Regions from separate parts of the Homo sapiens genome. Here region 2 is linked to region 1. The links are chromatin loops, found by intact Hi-C in ENCODE. Cell type or tissue: ovary. All regions are shown on one strand.

Region 1 (8,000 bases):
TTTAAAAAATGCAGTTACACATTTTCCATGCATACCTCTAATTTATGGCAGGTTATACAGGTCTTGCAGTTATGGAAATGGTATAAAGTCTCCTTTTTGAGTGAGCATGTTAAAGTAAAAAGAGTGCTTCATTTAAAGAAAACTGTTCATAGAAGTACAGACGATATGCTGATGAGGCAAAAAACCATGATATTAGTGTGAGAATAAGTGAGGTTCCAGAAACACTGCATATGTCCAGGCTGCAGTGGAGAATGTCGTAGAATCCTGGATTCATAGAGTGTGGAGCCACGGTGAAGGGTGCGTGAGAGAGCCCCTCCCCCATAGCCACCCCCTGCCTTTCCACAAGGAATTCCCAAATGTCACCCAGTGGATTCTCAGACTTCTGTCTCCCATTTCCGTGTTCTCCACCACAAAATCTACACCTGATCGATCCCACAGTTCAGAGACAAAGCTGAGTGAGGGGCTCAGCAGGACATGGGCTTGCTGTGCCCAATGCCTGCTCTAATATTAGCTTTCCATATATCTGCTGAGTAAACTGATGGAGGTGGAGAGGTTTGGGGGAGTTCATTTGAAGCCCCCAGATATGCCCCCTCTCCCAAGTCCTACCCCCTGCTTAGAAGTTAAGGCCAGTTCCTCAGATTTTACTTTCCACGTCATATAGTTCCACATGGGAAACCAGAGGGATTCCCCAGGGAAAAGCAATGACCTAAATCAACTGCCGCTTAAACAAGAGACGTACTGCTTACAGCTGAAGTGATGCAGGGGAGTTATATGTATTAAGCAAAAATGAGATCTACTGGAAGGCTTGGTAGGCTCCAGCTTCACCCATCACAATCTGCAGAATCATCATGAACCAGAAATGGGCAGTCCCAGGAGTGGCCAAAAAATTCTCTGTTTGCACAATTGGCTGGTGTCACAAGCAGGAGTGTGATTGCGCAGTGGTTCAGGAGAAGAACTAATCCTTACATCTTATATTTTGTGAATACAGCACCACAAAATCTTCATAGGCAAAGAGCCAGGACTGTTTCTCAGGTTGCAAAGGTCAGCTGACTAAGGCAACAGGGCAGGATGGTTAACAGGCACGTGCATGTGTGCACATGTGTGTGCGTGTGTGTGTTGTGCTGAGTGAGTGGGACTAGCTTTGCTTTCTACTTAGGAGGACCACCCAGATTGTCCCTTGTGGATAGAGATAGGGATGCTTTTTATTAGCATGCAGTTTATCAACCAGGTTTCTGTCCTGGATAAAAGTAAGGGAGGAACCCTAAGCTCAGGTCAACTTTTGTAGAGTCGGTTAGTTCTGGGGACTGATTCTCATGCTGTCAGAGCATCCTCATTCCCATCACAGAATGCCCCTCACCAGCCTGCACGTGGCTAGAATGAGTGCTAATGAGCATCCCTTTTTGAATTTGGGTCTCCAGAAGCTTCATTTCAGATACAACTCACGGCCTTGGGCAAGAATCCATTAGCAGGTCTGGGACTGTCATGTGCTTTATGGCTGCTCGTTGCCCAATCTTTCCTGATGTCAATCGTGGTCTGGACTGGACAAGGGCAGGCTTGCCAAGTGACATTGGGAAAGTAGAACATGGCTCCCCAAGTACCTGGTACCTGGCTCTCATCTTCCTCTCTTTTTCTTTCTTTTCTTTTCTTTTCTTTCTTTCTTTTTCTTTCTTTCCCTTTCTCCTCTTCCTCCTCTTCCTCCTCCTCCTTCTTAGTCTTCTTCTTCCTTCTTTCTTCTTCTTTCTTCCGTCTTTCTTTCTTTCCTCTTCTTCTTCTTTCTTCCTCCTTCTCCTCCTCTTCTTCCTCTTTTTCTTCTTCCTCTTTTTCTTCTTCTCCTTCCTCTTTTTCTTCTTCTTCCTTTCTCCTTATTCTTGTAGAGATAGGGTCTTACTATGTTTCCCAGGTTGGTCTTGAACTCCTCTCTCAAGCAATCCCCCCACCTTGGCCTCCCAAAGTGCTAGGATTACCAAGCAGGAAGGGTTGCCACAGTGCCCAGCCTCCCCTGGCTATTTCTATCCCTTCAGCCCTACCATGCTCAGCCTGGGTCAATGAGCTGACAAGGCAATTTGCCTTAGATAAGGCTACTGATTAGAATATCTTCCTGATGTATAAAAGCAAGAGAAATGGCTGCCAGCCACACTGTGCTGGAAGGCAGAAACCTCAAGTACTGGTTCTGACTTTGCCACTGAGTTGCTGTGTGGCCTTAGGCAAACCCTCCCCATCTCTGGGCCTTAGTTTCTTTTGGGAATAAATAACGGAATTGAGTTGAGCCTATGTATTAGTCTACTTAGGCTGCCAGAAGAAAATATCACAGACTGGGTGGCTTAAACAACAGAAATCAATTTAAGATTGTGAGACAGCATTAATCTCATGGGGTTATTTTGAGAACTGAGACTGAGTTCCTGCATACAAAACTCTCGGCATAGTGTTTGCCACACAGTAAGCTCTCAGTAAATATTTGTCAATGAATGTATGAAGAAATAAAAGTGGAAAATGCAAATAAGTAAAAACACTGACAAGATTACAGCCAGGAAATGGCTGTTGTAATTCTAATTAGCTATATAGCCTTCCAATATTTTCCCATGCAAATAAAGACATATGTTACTACCAAAACGGGACCATATTATACCTATCTAGATTTTCAAAAATATTTCATTATTTTATTGAAATATAAGTCACATGTCATAAAGTTTACCTTTTTAAAGTGTACAATCTAGTGGTGTTTAGTATATTCCCAAAGTTGCACTAACATCATCACTATTTAATCCCAGGACATTTTTACCACCCCCAAGATAAAACTCATGCCCATTAGCAGTTATTCCTCATCCCCGTCTCTTTCCCCTTCCCCAGACCCTGTCAAACACTTTCTGTCTCCGTAGATTTGACTATTCTGGAAATTACACATAAAAAGCATCATATGACATGTGGCCTTTTGTGGCTGGCTTCTTTCCTTTACCATAATGATTTCCAGCTTCATCTACATTGTAGCATGTTCTTCTTATGGCTGGATGATATGCCTCTGCACGAATACACCACACTTTATTTACACATTCATCAGGTCATGGACATGTGGGTTGTGCCCACTTTTTGACTAGGATGAATGACACTGCTCTTTGTGTACAAGTTTTTTATGGACATGCTTTCAGTTCTGTTCGGTAGACACCTAGGAGGGGAATTGCTGGGTCATATGGAAACTCTATGTTGAATTTTTGGAGGAACTGCCTACACCGCACAACAGTTTATAACCTGTTATTTTTTCCTTTCACAACGCATCCTGTCTTCATTGTTAATAAGTAGCTGTGCACATCACTATTTTGAGTGAATACATCATATTTCCTTAGCCAGCGGTATCACAGTGTGTTTAGTGAATTCCCTATTGTTGGACATTTAATAATCCCATGAAAGAGGTTTGAGTGACTTCCTTGTGTCCCCAGCAGCTTGTAAATGACAGTTTTCCAGGTGTGCCCAGAGCACTCTGTATCCCCTTAATTTGGTGATTTCACATTGCCTTGACATCACACCTACTGCTCCTCCACCCTATATGTGTTGTCTACAATGGTGAACCCCTTGAGAAGCTGAACCATGTCTTGAATTGACCTTTGTATCCATTATACATGGCCAGGTGCCTGGCATTTTGGTAAATGTTCACAGAATGGATGGGTACATGAATGGATGGATGATTAAAGCCAGGAGCTATTGAGAGATGGAATCATTTTTACATTCTGTCCAAAAATTCCTGCTTTGGAAGGTAGTGATTTACCTGAGATTGGAAGTGTGTGAGAAGGCTTGGCTAGTTGGCAGGATACTGTGAAGCTAATTCAGGCATCAGAAAGTGGACTGGATAAAATTTAGGATCGCTTCCAAGCTTGAAATCCTGGAACGCTATGAAACACAAGCCCTGGGAGCTGAGATATGTCCTAACTTACCCAGCTGAGCTGTGAGGTGTGAGTGGCTCTAACATTTTCCAGTTGTTTCTGAGGACCTCAGATCAAAGCTTCCCTTTGCCTAAAAGCATCTGCCTGCTGGTGCGGGCCTTTGGGGGCCCTCAGAGAGCACTAAGGTTAGAGTCCTGCAAGGGTGACACCGTTATGCCACAAGCAGTTGGGCGAGTTTACAGCTCTCTGTAATCTGAGAGTAGAGTCCAGATTGGTTTGATGAAAGAGGGTAAACTGTGAGTGGGCGTGGCTTGAGGCCCCACTGGAAGCCCAGGGAGATCTGGGGAAAGGGAGGGCTTTTCTGATCTCTCCCAATTAGAGGATTAGGCAATTGGCAGTGCAGGGCGGTAACTGGGGGCCAGGGTGGCGCCAGGGCTGGACAGCACAGTCCCTCTGAGCTGCACGGAGACCTCGCAGGCCCCCGGAACTGTCGCCCTTCCAGGATGTGGCTCCCTGCTCTTGTCCTGGCCACTCTCGCTGCTTCCGCGGCTTGGGGTGAGTCCTTCTGAAGTCAAATATGCGGGGCACTTTTTGAAATCCTTGTTCTGGGCCGAACTGGGCGCAGATGCGTAGAAAGGCAAAGACACAAAAGGTCCGGCTCCGTGGCGGGGCGCGACCTCCGTACTTGGAATTGGACTTGGAGCAGCTGAGCCCAGCCAGCCTGGCCCGCGCGGAGACACAGGGAGGGTGAACATGCTGAGACCGCCCTGCACTGCTTGCCCCAAGAAGGCCGGCAGCCGGCCCACCTCACTCCGCACACAAGAGAAATTTAGGCAGCTCAGTTTATTGTCCCATAATTCGTCCCGTTATGGCTCGATAACGGATAGCGGCTCAGGAGAATATTAAGAGCATCGACTCTGGAGCCAGAGTGCCTGGGTTCGAGTCCCCGCTGGGCGCTTCCTCGCTGTGTGTACTTAGGCAAGAGACTGAGCTATTCTGTGCTTGGGTTACCCCCTCTCTGAAACAGAGGTGGCAGTGCTACCTACCTCACTGGGCTTTGGTGAGGAGGAAATGGGTGGTTGTTTCTAAAGCACTCTTGGAAGCGCCTGGTATGTAGAAAGCATGAAAAAGGGGTGGATAAATTTAAAGGCGCTGTTTAAAAATGTAGTGTATGAATAGAAAATTCGAGCTGTGGTCAGGCCACTATATCAGGACCTCTTGCCATTAAAAAGACAGTTTCTTACTCATGTTCTCAACAGGAGGGGGACACCAGTGCGCGGGGCACAAGGGGAAGCAGCAGAGCCTGGGGAGGGGACAGGGCGGATCTGAGGCCAAGGGGCTTTTACTGTGGCTTCCAAGGATAGAAGAGGAAAGGCAGGGCAGGCAGGCTGAGGACTGGCAAGTTGGGATACTTCAGGGGCTCTGGGGCACAGGGGCTGTTCCTAATTGTTTTGTACCTAGCCCTGGCATGATTAGGGCAGGTGGGTAGTGGCCAGGGCATGGCAACCCGATCAAAGAGGCGGTTGGAGTGTGGGCTCCAGGTTGGCTGGACCCTGAGAGGGAGTTTCTCCAAGGTCAACAAGGCCTCAGATGCCAGAGCATCAGAATACAGAAAACAAAACACATGGTACATAGAGGGGTGCAGCGAGGGGCCTCGAAATACCCCCATGCCATTTTATAGACATAGAAACTGAAACTCACACAGGGAAATGTACTTGCCCAGGGTCAACCCGAAAATCACGCCTAGGTCTGTCTCTGGGTCCTGAATCCTGACAGCCCAGCCCCGTCTGCATCCTGTCTTCCTTCTGGCAGCCTGACACTGCGAGAGCTCTGGAACTGTGGGGAAGGGCAGAGGAAGAGAGGAAGCCTATTTGGAACTGAATGTTCCTTTACCTCTGGTTACTCCTGGCAATGCCATCCATTTCCTTCCTTAGGAAGACCATACAGGCTGCCTCCACTTCCTCAGTTTCCTCCTCTGTAAAATGGGCATGTTGATGCCTACCCAGCAAGGCTTATTTGAAGATTAATTTAAAAAACTGGAATGCATGCCTGGCACATAGTAGGTGCCCACCATGTTCGTGCTTCATATAACATCAGCAGCAACTGGTCTTGTTCTCACACTTGTTTCTGCCTCCCCCCATTCACCCACTTTTTCACCCTTGGCAATCTGGCTGCCATCCACCTCATCCTGTTGAAGGGAATCCCTGAGCTGAGCATGACCAGCCCAGTGGTTTCTTCTCTGACTTGACTCTCCTCCACCTCCCTGAAGTCCTCAGCAATCTTAGTTGGTTCCTTGCCCTCTTCCTCCCTGGGCTTCCAGGACGTGGGAACGTTCTCTCCCTGCTACTCTGATGGATCTTTCGTCTTGGCTGTAGTGGTCCCTGTGTTTGATCTTTGTTTTTTTCTCTTCCCTCTCACACTGGCATCTTCAATGAAGCCATACAAATCCATGGTGTGTATGCTCACTGTCTAGGAGAACATTCTGCCCTGCTCCCCCACCAGGCTTCCTTCCAGCCTTGAAGTGCACTCGTCCTGTGGCGTCATCTTGCCATGATATCCCACTGACATCTCCACCGAGCCTATGTAAACAGGGATCCAACATCACAAGCCAGGTCTTTGATCTTCTTTCCCTTCCATTTCCCCCCACGTCTAGTCAGGGACAGAGTCTTTTTCTTTTCTTTTCTTTTCTTTCCCTTCCTCCCTCGCTCCTGCTTGCATGCCTGCCTGCCTGCCTTCCTTCCATCCTTCCTTCCTTCCTTCCTTCCTTCCTTCCTTCCTTCCTTCCTTCCTTCCTTCCTTCCTTCTTTCCTTTCCTTCTTTCCTTCTTCTCTGTCTCCAGAGGAGCCAGGATTACAGGCTCATGCTACCACGCCCAGCTAATTTTTGTATTTTCAGTAGAGAGGGGTTTTTACCATGTTGGCCAGGCTGGTCTTGAACTCCTAACCTCAAATGATCTGCCTGCCTTGGCCTTCCAAAGTGCTGGGATTACAGGTGAGCCACTGTGCCTGGTCTCCAAGTCTTTCAAAATACCTTTTAGACATCATCATATTTCTACATATTTTTTTCTTTTTTTATTTAAAATTTTAAAATAGTTAAGATCGGTTGGGAAGATTTCAGGTGAAGACCAGAAATCCCATACAGTGCTGAAAAGGTGGAAATCACCAAGAAAACAGGCCACATGTAATGCCACCACCCATTGCTATGTCGATAAACATGCTTCCAAGGAAGTTCATCTCAGTATTGTTTGTAATTAGCAACAACAAAAGAAAAGAAGCTAAATATTGACATTGCAGTGTTGGCTATTAATAAGATGAGACATGGATGCTGTTGTGTAACTGGGCTTTGCATAAGGAGTTTCCATTGTGATTGGATATTCCCCTCTAAGACCAAATCTGAATTGTTCTGTTCTGTTCTAGCCCCACACTTTGAGGGAGGTGTTAACATCTTGTCTTTATCCAAAGCAGAGCAGCTGGGAGGACAAGAGGCTGGAAATCATTTCCTAGGAGGGAAGCTCAGACAAACTGAGGTGACTGGAGCCAGATAGGACCTGAGGGGTGGGCAGCAAGATCAAGTGTCTGAAAGGCCACAGGCTGCAGATCAGATCAGGCCAGTATAGTCCCATGACAGGTAGAACCAGAACTGATGCGGAGGCTGTGGGAAATGAATTTCAGCTCAGTGAGGAAACATTGTCTGTGCTGAAAGAATGGAGCAGACCTGCCCAGGGCCACCAGAAGAATCTTCCTTGACCTGATCACATCCTTTATCTGGAACGGTTCCTGCTGCTTATTTGTCTGTAAAGAAAACTCAAGCGCTTAGCCTGGCATTCTAAGCCCTCCCTGACATGCGCGGTCTCATTCCAGGAATATTTTCCACTCCCCCCAGACTCCACCTGGTGCATGTGGGCCATGCCCCCTTCCCCAGGCAGGCTCTGCATTCTGCTGCTCTGAGCCTCAGCAAATTCCCTTCTCTCTGCTGTGTACCACTCTCTGCTTCTCATCTCCCCTCATTCAATCCTCCTCTACTGCAAGTCCCAGCTCCTCCATGATGCCCGCAATCAGAAGGCCTTGCCCCCTCTTCTAATTCCTAGACTGCGTTATGGGTACCTCTCCCAGGACACGGCCACTTCCT
Region 2 (8,000 bases), 64 kb after region 1:
GCCCGGTGGAAGAGGTTCTTGGCCAATGGAGACAAAACCTGACAGCAGAGTGGAGGGGAGGAGAGTTCATGCTCAGGAGTGGGGTCAGTGACTCACTCGCTATTCCAGGCTAGATCTACTCCACTATAAAACCAACACGGGACTGAGGAATCCAGTAGTGGGCTGACCCTCTGCCCACCTCAAGGAGGTGGAAGTCTTCCTACAGCTCCCAGCACCTCTCATCTGGGTTTTCATCCCAGATCCCCCAGTGTCTCCTGAACCCAATCCCCAATCCCAGCAGGACCCCTCACACCCAAGGTTGTGTCTATGACCCACAACCCCTGCCCCATCCCTCCCTATCCGCGGCTCCATCCCTCCTTCCTCTGCCTGCCTCCCCTAGCCCACTGGACCCCACAGTCACAAAGACTGTCGCCTCCTTCTTGGGCATGGACAAGCCATCAGACCACCCCAGAGGAATTCCCAGCCTGCTCAGTGTCCATGTCCCCTCCACATGTAGGTCTGGTTTAGCCAAACAATGACCTCTGTCCACCTCTTCTCTCTGCCTGCCCTTACTCATAATTTATGCCTATTCCTACTTCCCAAGAGAAGGGATGTGAGTCCTTATGTTAAAATGAGTGTGAAGGAGAGAGAGAAAGAGAGAGAGAGAGAGAGAGCTCAACCAAGCTGGAAGAGGAGAATGCCACCATTGCAGGCTGCAACTGGAGATTCATATGGCCCCAGGACACTAAGCTGAGCTCTGAGCTTCCTGGGGGCCAAGGAGAGCTGGTCTTTAGCTTTCTACCCCCTGATGCTGGGCTGTGAGTAGGGCCAGTCCTGAATTCAGGTATTGTAATCAGAGGTATCCATAGCTGGATTGACAGGTGTCCAAGAGGTCTCATCAGCATCACATCAAGCGTGGGGTTGGGCCTGGTGACAGGAAAACTCACAAGAACAGAGACACTTTCTCCTCCCGCTGACTCTCCAAAGATGGTCACAGAGCCTGGGTTCCCTCCAAAGCTGGCAATGTTGTCCTGGACCCAGCGCAGGGCAGCCACCTGGTCCAGGTGACCCCAGTTCCCCCGGCTGTGTTCATCCCCTGTGCTGTGAGGAAGAGAACAGGTTGAGGGTGGGGAGCAGAGATGTCATGCAGGACCTTCAGGACCACAGATGGGGCTAGGGGTTCTCAGTGAACCCTTAAGAATAAGGCTGGGCTTCAGCATCTCTGAGACCCTGCTTTCATTAGTACAGCATTGTGGTGATGTATGGTTCTACATTCACACAACTGGCAACTATTTACTGAGCATCTACTGTATGCCTGACGCTGTCTTATGAGCTAGAGCACATCTGAGAGCAAAACAGGCAAAACCTGTGATGACACTGAATTCCCACTACAGATCACAAGCAGATAAACAGATACATAGAGAGAATATAATGATGTCAGGTAGTCAAAGTGCACTGAGGTAAATACAATGGAGTAAGGAAAAAAACAGGAGTGGGACAGGGGGTGCCATTTCAGATCCCAATCAGGGAAGGCTTTTTGGAGGCAGTGACATTTGAGGTTTTGGAGGCAAAGACCTTCATAAAACAAGCACAATGAGCACATGAACCTTGTAAATATCCAAAGAAAGGAATTCCAGGCAGAAGAAAAAGCAAGTGCAAAGGGCCTGGGGCCCAGTGAAAGAAAGTGTGAGTCAGGAGGTGCAGCTAGAGAGGGCCCTGGGGCCTGGCAAGAACTTCGGCTGTCATGGTAAGGAGCATGGGAAGCCCCTGCAGGGTTTTGTGCAGAGGCATCGCATGATTCAATGCATGTGTTAAGTGATCACTCTGGCTACTGTGCAACTCAGCTTTATATAAAAGTGGCAGGGATCTGAAAGTGTTAAAGATCATAATCAAGGTGACAGACAGAGAGCTTTGGCTGGGCTAGGAGCCAGGGAAGAGGTGCAAAGTAGGGGACTCTGAGTGGATTCTGAAGGCGCAGCCAAGAGGGTTGTGAGAAAAGAGACAGTCCGGGCTGTCCACAAGGCCTTCTCCTGAGCCCAAGGGAGGATGTGGCAGCAGAAGCTGAGTGGAGGCGTGGTGGGAGGAGAAGGGGGTCTCTGTTGGGGAGGGGCAGTGGGAGTCAAGGATTCAACTTGTCCCTGGGAAGAGTGGGGCACCCTTTAGACAGCCAGGGGTGGGGAGGAGGGAGTGAGTGATGCCTGTGGGCTTCAAAGGTGAGGTGGGCTGGAAACAGGGGCTCTGGCTGCTCCCTGGGATCACTGGGAATTAGTAAGGAGGGAGAGGGAGACAAGAGAGGCCTGTGGACAGGGAGGAGGGAGGACCAGGAAAGGGGCTGGGAAGGAAGCATGTCACAGAGGCTGAGTGGCCATCTGCTGCTGCTGGGAAGTCCTGAGAGGTTGGGTGGAGAGCAGGGGGAGGTCATTGATGACCGCAATGAGACCAACTGAGTGGCGTGTTCAGGAAGAAACCTGACTGGCATGGATGGAGGAGAACCTTAGAAAAGGTTCATAGCAGTTGCGCCTTGAAGGAGATCTGACTCCTGTCCCCATGGAGACCTGATGGGAAGACTCCATCCTTGCTTCCCACACTTGCCAAATTTCAAGCAGAAAATGAGCTGAGTGGGTCCCAACACTCCCACAGGAAGGGGTCAGATGCTCCCACACCCCACCATCTGCAGCCCCCATTCCTTCACCCACAACATGCCCTGAGCTCCCTCTGTGACTCTGCCCCTTCCCTCCTTTCCATGAGAAGTCAGATGTGTCAACCTTCACCTGCTGGGCTGACTGCTAAGTGTCATGACAGAGAAAAGCAATGTGCTGGAGAAACATAGGTGAAGAGGAGATGAGTCTTTCAGTGGAGGTAACTGGGGGCTGGGTCTTGCAGGATGAAGAGGTGTTCTTCGGATAGAATAAGCATTCCAGGCAGAGGGAACAGCACATGCAAAAGCTCAGAGGCAAGTGGATGAGTGGCTGGGTAGTGAGAGGGTAGGTAGTGTCCAATTACGAAGGGGCTTGGATGCCTTACTGTGGAACCTAGCTAAGCTCCCCTGAGGGCTGGCATGACAAGAGCTGGGTCCTAGCATCCTCGTTCTGGGGGCCAAAGTGCAGTGAGGAGAGTCCGATTTCTTACCTGAAGAATCCCCAGATGCCCAGGCGATATTGAATGGTCACCACCACCACGTTTTCATGGGCAGCAAGGGCCAGCCCATCATAGGTTGATGCCGCACCCACCATCAGCCCCCCTCCGTGGATCCACACCATCACCTGGGCAGAGAGGAAGCAACATACCAGTTACAGGACACAGAGCCAGGGAGCACTCAGAAGATGTCTTGTTTGGTGACCTACCTGTTGGTTACAACTGAAGGAGGATGCTATCCAAAGTTCACCAGCTCCCAGCAACTTTGCAAAAGGCAATCTCTCTCCTGCATAATTCTCCCAACTGGGACCCAAGCCACCACCCTACTGCACATACCCTGGCTGTCCCTTCCTTTCTACCCAGCCTCCAGTGCCTCCTCCCCGAAAGGCTCTTGATGCTGAGAACATCATCATGGGCATAGCAAAGGCTAAGGATGTCCTCTTCGGGAGGACACTCCCATCACCCTCAAGCCTAGACTATTCATGCACTCAGCGTACCCATGGGGCAGCCCTTGTATCTCAGCTTCATCTCAGTTAACTATCTCTTGGTGAAGTAAACTTCTCTGTGCATGAATGATTGTCTCGAGAAGCACACGTGCCTGTGATGGTGTCTCTTCCTCAAATGCCTCCTTATGCCTCTGCATCCCCAAATCCTATCCACCCTGCAGAACCCAGCCTAAAACCCACCCACTTCAGGATGCCTTCAGTCAATGGACTAACACTGTCGAGAACTTAGCATGTGCCAGGGACTCTGCTAATACTGGAGGATGAGAGTGGATACAATTCCTCATGCATGATTCTTGCATTTTAAAAGTCCACATAGTGGGGAAGAAGTGAGAGTGGCTAAAATAATGATATTGTAATAATATTATTCATGAAATATAAAAGAACTCGTAACATAAACTATGTCCCAAGTGCTGTTCTAAGCACAGTAAAATAAACTATACATTGGGTAGGTACTAATAATGTCCCATTATCCAGGTGGGAAAATGGAGGCACTTAACCTGCCCAAGGTCCTACAACTCAAAAGTGGTAGCAGCAGGACTTTAACCCAGGCAGTCTGCCTCCAGAGTCCACATGTTGAGCTGCCCAGCACACTGCAGGCGCCGGCCACAGTGCAGTGAGTCCACTGTTAGGGCAGGGGTATGAGCCTGCCTCTGCCTTTTTAGCCAGGGACTGAGATCACGCTTAGTGGTCACCCTTGACTGATCATATGTGATGATTCCCATTTTGAGGAAACAGAGGCTTAGAGAAGTTAAGAAACTCCCAAGTCTCTCAGCTAGTCAAAAGCAGAACCAGGATTTAAACCCAGACCGTGTAGTTCTAGAGCCTGTGGCCATTCCTGGAGGTTCTCCTGACTCCAGGTTCCCAGAGCCCTTGTTTCTCCCACAACTCTAATCCCTGCCTGCCTCCTGGGGAGGGATTGAGTGTGCATTCATCTTTGTGTGAAGACTGAGCCTGAGGGCTGGCCTGCAATAAAGTGCTGAAGGGAGGATATGTCTCTACAGCCCAGAAGGCAAGATCCTTGAAGGCAGGGGCTGTGTGGAGTGGATTCATGTTCCTCCTTTCCCTGAAGCCCCAGGTCTAACTGTGTATATGGGGCACTGAGTACACAATAGAAGAATGAATGAATGAATGAATGAATGAATGAATGAATGAGTAAACCTTTCTCTCACTTCCTGTGTCTCACAAAGCACATGTAGGACCAACTTCTAGTTCCACGTTCGCAGACCTGCTCCCCCACTCCTAGGCACCATGCCACGGTGCCCCTGGGAGACTGGCTAGACACAACACCCCTTGTTTTTTCACCCTGGGTGCCTCCTTTGCCAGCAGACCCTCCCCACCCTCCAACCTGCAGCTGGCGGGCTGCCCCATGTCCTGCCCTTCATTTATTTGGGAAATTCTGACTCACTGGGTCATCAGCCTTTGCCAAGACAATTAGGGAGGGAAATTAGGTACAAAAAGAAATCCCAGCTATTTGGCCAAAGGCAAAAGGAAGAGCTTCTGGGATTGTCCAGGCTCCGCCCCCAACATCCGTACCTGGACAGTGAAAGTTACCCCAGATGAATGTTGCTGTGCTGGAGAAAGGCCACATACAAGCTCAATGCCCTACTCCATGTCAAAAGCACTGATGTGAAGATCAGAAGACTTGAGCCAAAACTACCCTACTGGGTGACCTCCCCTTCCCTGTCTGGGCCTCAGTTTCTCTATTTGAAAAGGAAGAGTTGGGGTGTTGGCTTTTCTCTAAGTTCTTTCCACCACTAACATTGAAAATCATGTCTTACCCAATCTTGGTATCAGATTTTTAATCTAGTAACTAAAAGTAATCATTCTCATCCTTCTATTAGCATGAGGGAACTTGGAACAATTAAGATGTTCATTAAAGATGCAAAACAAACTCCCCCAGAGTGCCTATGTCACGAGGGTAAACTGATGTGTGGAAAACCAGTGTTTCCTGTGGAGGCCCTGGGGTCTCTGAAACAATCCTGGCCTGTGCAGCTCCCTCCCCAAGCTGCCTTCACTCCCTTCCATTCTGCCCCAGAAGATGCGGGGTACTGGCACTGACACGCCTTGACCAGGGGGTCCCACAACTTACCGGCAGCCTGTTTTTCTTGGTCAAGTCAGCAGGAGTGTAAATATTGAGGTAAAGACAGTCTTCAGAAAGCTTGAGAGGAATGTTCTCCTTTCGGTTTGTAAATAGCTCTGAGAGTAACTGCCCCGCCTTGGGATCTTGGGTGCACCTGGGGAGGGGGAAAGAAGAACCCCTGAAGTTCAGCCAGATCTAAGCGAGGTGTTTTCTACGGCAGCGCCTTGGACTGGGAGGTTTAAGCCTGGAAATGGACTTGATAGTTACAGACTCACGACATTGTAGTGGGTAGGAGGCTATCAGGGGCTTCAGGTGGGGGCGCTGGGACTCACTAAGGTCTCCTAAGACCAAGCAGAGTGAGAAGGGCTTCACACCTCTTCCCTTTCCAGAGCCTTTGGAACTCCCAGCATCAAGGAGGGGAGACCACTAATACACTGATCCTCCCTGGGAGGTGACATTTCTCACAATAGCTCAGGGGTGATATCTTTGTGGGACAACATCAGGAGAATTGTGCTCTAGTTTTGTCTCTCCCATGCATTTATGGGGTGACCTTGGGTGAATTCCTTTTACACTCTGCGTCCCAATCCGCCAGGTCTAAGTGAGCGGAGTGATTTCTACATGAGTCTTGCAGCCCTGACATGCCAAGATTCTACCACCTGCCTCTCCCAGGCAGTTGCTGTTGTGTTGCCCTGATGAAAGATCTCAAGGATGCAACATAGATGAACACTGGTAATAGTTATTTAGTTCTCCCAGTGTTCCAGGCACTGTTTTAAGTACCTTTTGTATATTAACTCATTTAAGCCTCAGACTAGTCCCATTAGGTAGGTTCTATTATCTCCATTTTACAGATGAGAAAACTGAAGCCTAGGCAGGTTAGAGAACCTGACCAAGGTTACATAGCCAGGTAGATCCATGCCATGTGGTGCTTATACACAAGTATATTATAAGCAACAGTCCCAGACCTCAATGTACCAAAAGGCAGTCATCACCGCCCCCACTAGGTACATGAGGAAACTGAGGCACTCAGACTCTGGGATGACACAGCTCTCAAGTGACAGAATCAGAGCCAGCAAAGATGACTTCTTGATTCCATCCTGGGAAATTTTCCTAAGATCACCAAGTGCAAGAGGAATAACAATAATAATAATAATAATAATAATAATAATACATTCCAATGTGAAGAAAGGAAAAAAGAACTCACTGGTCTTCAGATAAATGCAAATTAAAGAGGAAAATAATATTGCTGGTATTGTTATTATTATTTTGCCTATACAATAGCCAAAAATATTTTTAATAATCCCAAGCATTGCCAAGAGTCTGCCAAATGGAGATGTTCATACGTCAATGGGAGGAGTGTAGTTGGAATATTTTGGGAGGGAAATCAAACAAGAAATATATACTCTTTGACTCAGAAATGTCATTTCTGAGAAGTTATCCTAAACTATTCATGAATGTGCATAAATGTTTCACATTCATGATGTTATATTATTAAAAACATCATATATAACTTAATGACCCCAAATAAAAGCTTGGGGAAATTAATTATGGTTCAATACCCAATGTAATGCAGCTTTTAATACCAGGCTGTGCTATTTAATGGCATGGAATTATGCTCATGATATACTTATAAATGAGCAAAGCAGGCATCCAAATTATCTCAATATAGCATTCCCTTTTAAAGAAAGAAAGTATATCAACAGGCAAAAAAACTGGAATACAAACAATATATTACATCATAATACTTTACCATCTAAAATACTGATAGTTGTTCTCTCTGGGTGGTGGAATATTGTATGTGATCTTAATTTTCTTACTTTCCTTTCTCTGTATTTCCTAAATTTTCTGTAATAAGTATATATTACATTTGCACTCAGAAAATAAAAACAGTAAACATTATTTTTTAAAAAAGGGAAGAAAAGAAGGCGGCCACTGGTGGGCTGCTGGAAAGCCTCCGAACACCTGGCTGCTGAGATGAGCAGGGTCTGCTCTGATGTCTGTAGGGTCCTTCCTACCCTGGGGAGTGATGGTGAGGCCAATTAGAACCTTTGGGCTTTTCTTCCCAGCTTGGCCAGGGTGAATGGACACACCTTCCATTGTTCTCCTCAGGAATAGGCACACCTGAGAGTTGAGCACTTGCCGAGTGGACACCTCAGTACACTTGCCACCCACACACCTCCTGGCCCACTCCTCTCCCCGACTATGTCAAAATTCAAGACAGCAGAATTCATGGGATCCTTCCTTCTGATCTCCCTCACCTGCTTAACTGCTTCTTTGTTTCCAAGGCACTTTTCCTGTTCTAT

What was found. Peaks named below come from ENCODE experiments on the same cell type or tissue, not always from the same donor. Only the 100,000 strongest peaks of a DNase experiment are listed, where the experiment ranks them.
Region 2: it touches region 1 in a loop (4-fold over the local background); 37 of 110 quality-filtered maps call a loop at or near these places.

The regions. Positions count from the first base shown.
Region 1 is chr16:55,756,267-55,764,266 of GRCh38, forward strand. It overlaps the pseudogene CES1P1. Among named protein-coding and RNA genes, the nearest start is that of CES1, 73 kb to the right of the region's middle. In ovary, no CTCF peak of the experiment used is centred here; a DNase peak (open chromatin) is centred at 4,355.
Region 2 is chr16:55,820,442-55,828,441 of GRCh38, forward strand. CES1 (carboxylesterase 1) reads right to left here. Exons shown (of 14, transcript NM_001025195.2): 3 at 5,710-5,854; 4 at 3,109-3,242; 5 at 927-1,080; 6 at 1-38. Among named protein-coding and RNA genes, the nearest start is that of CES1, 8.7 kb to the right of the region's middle. In ovary, no CTCF peak of the experiment used is centred here; no DNase peak of the experiment used is centred here.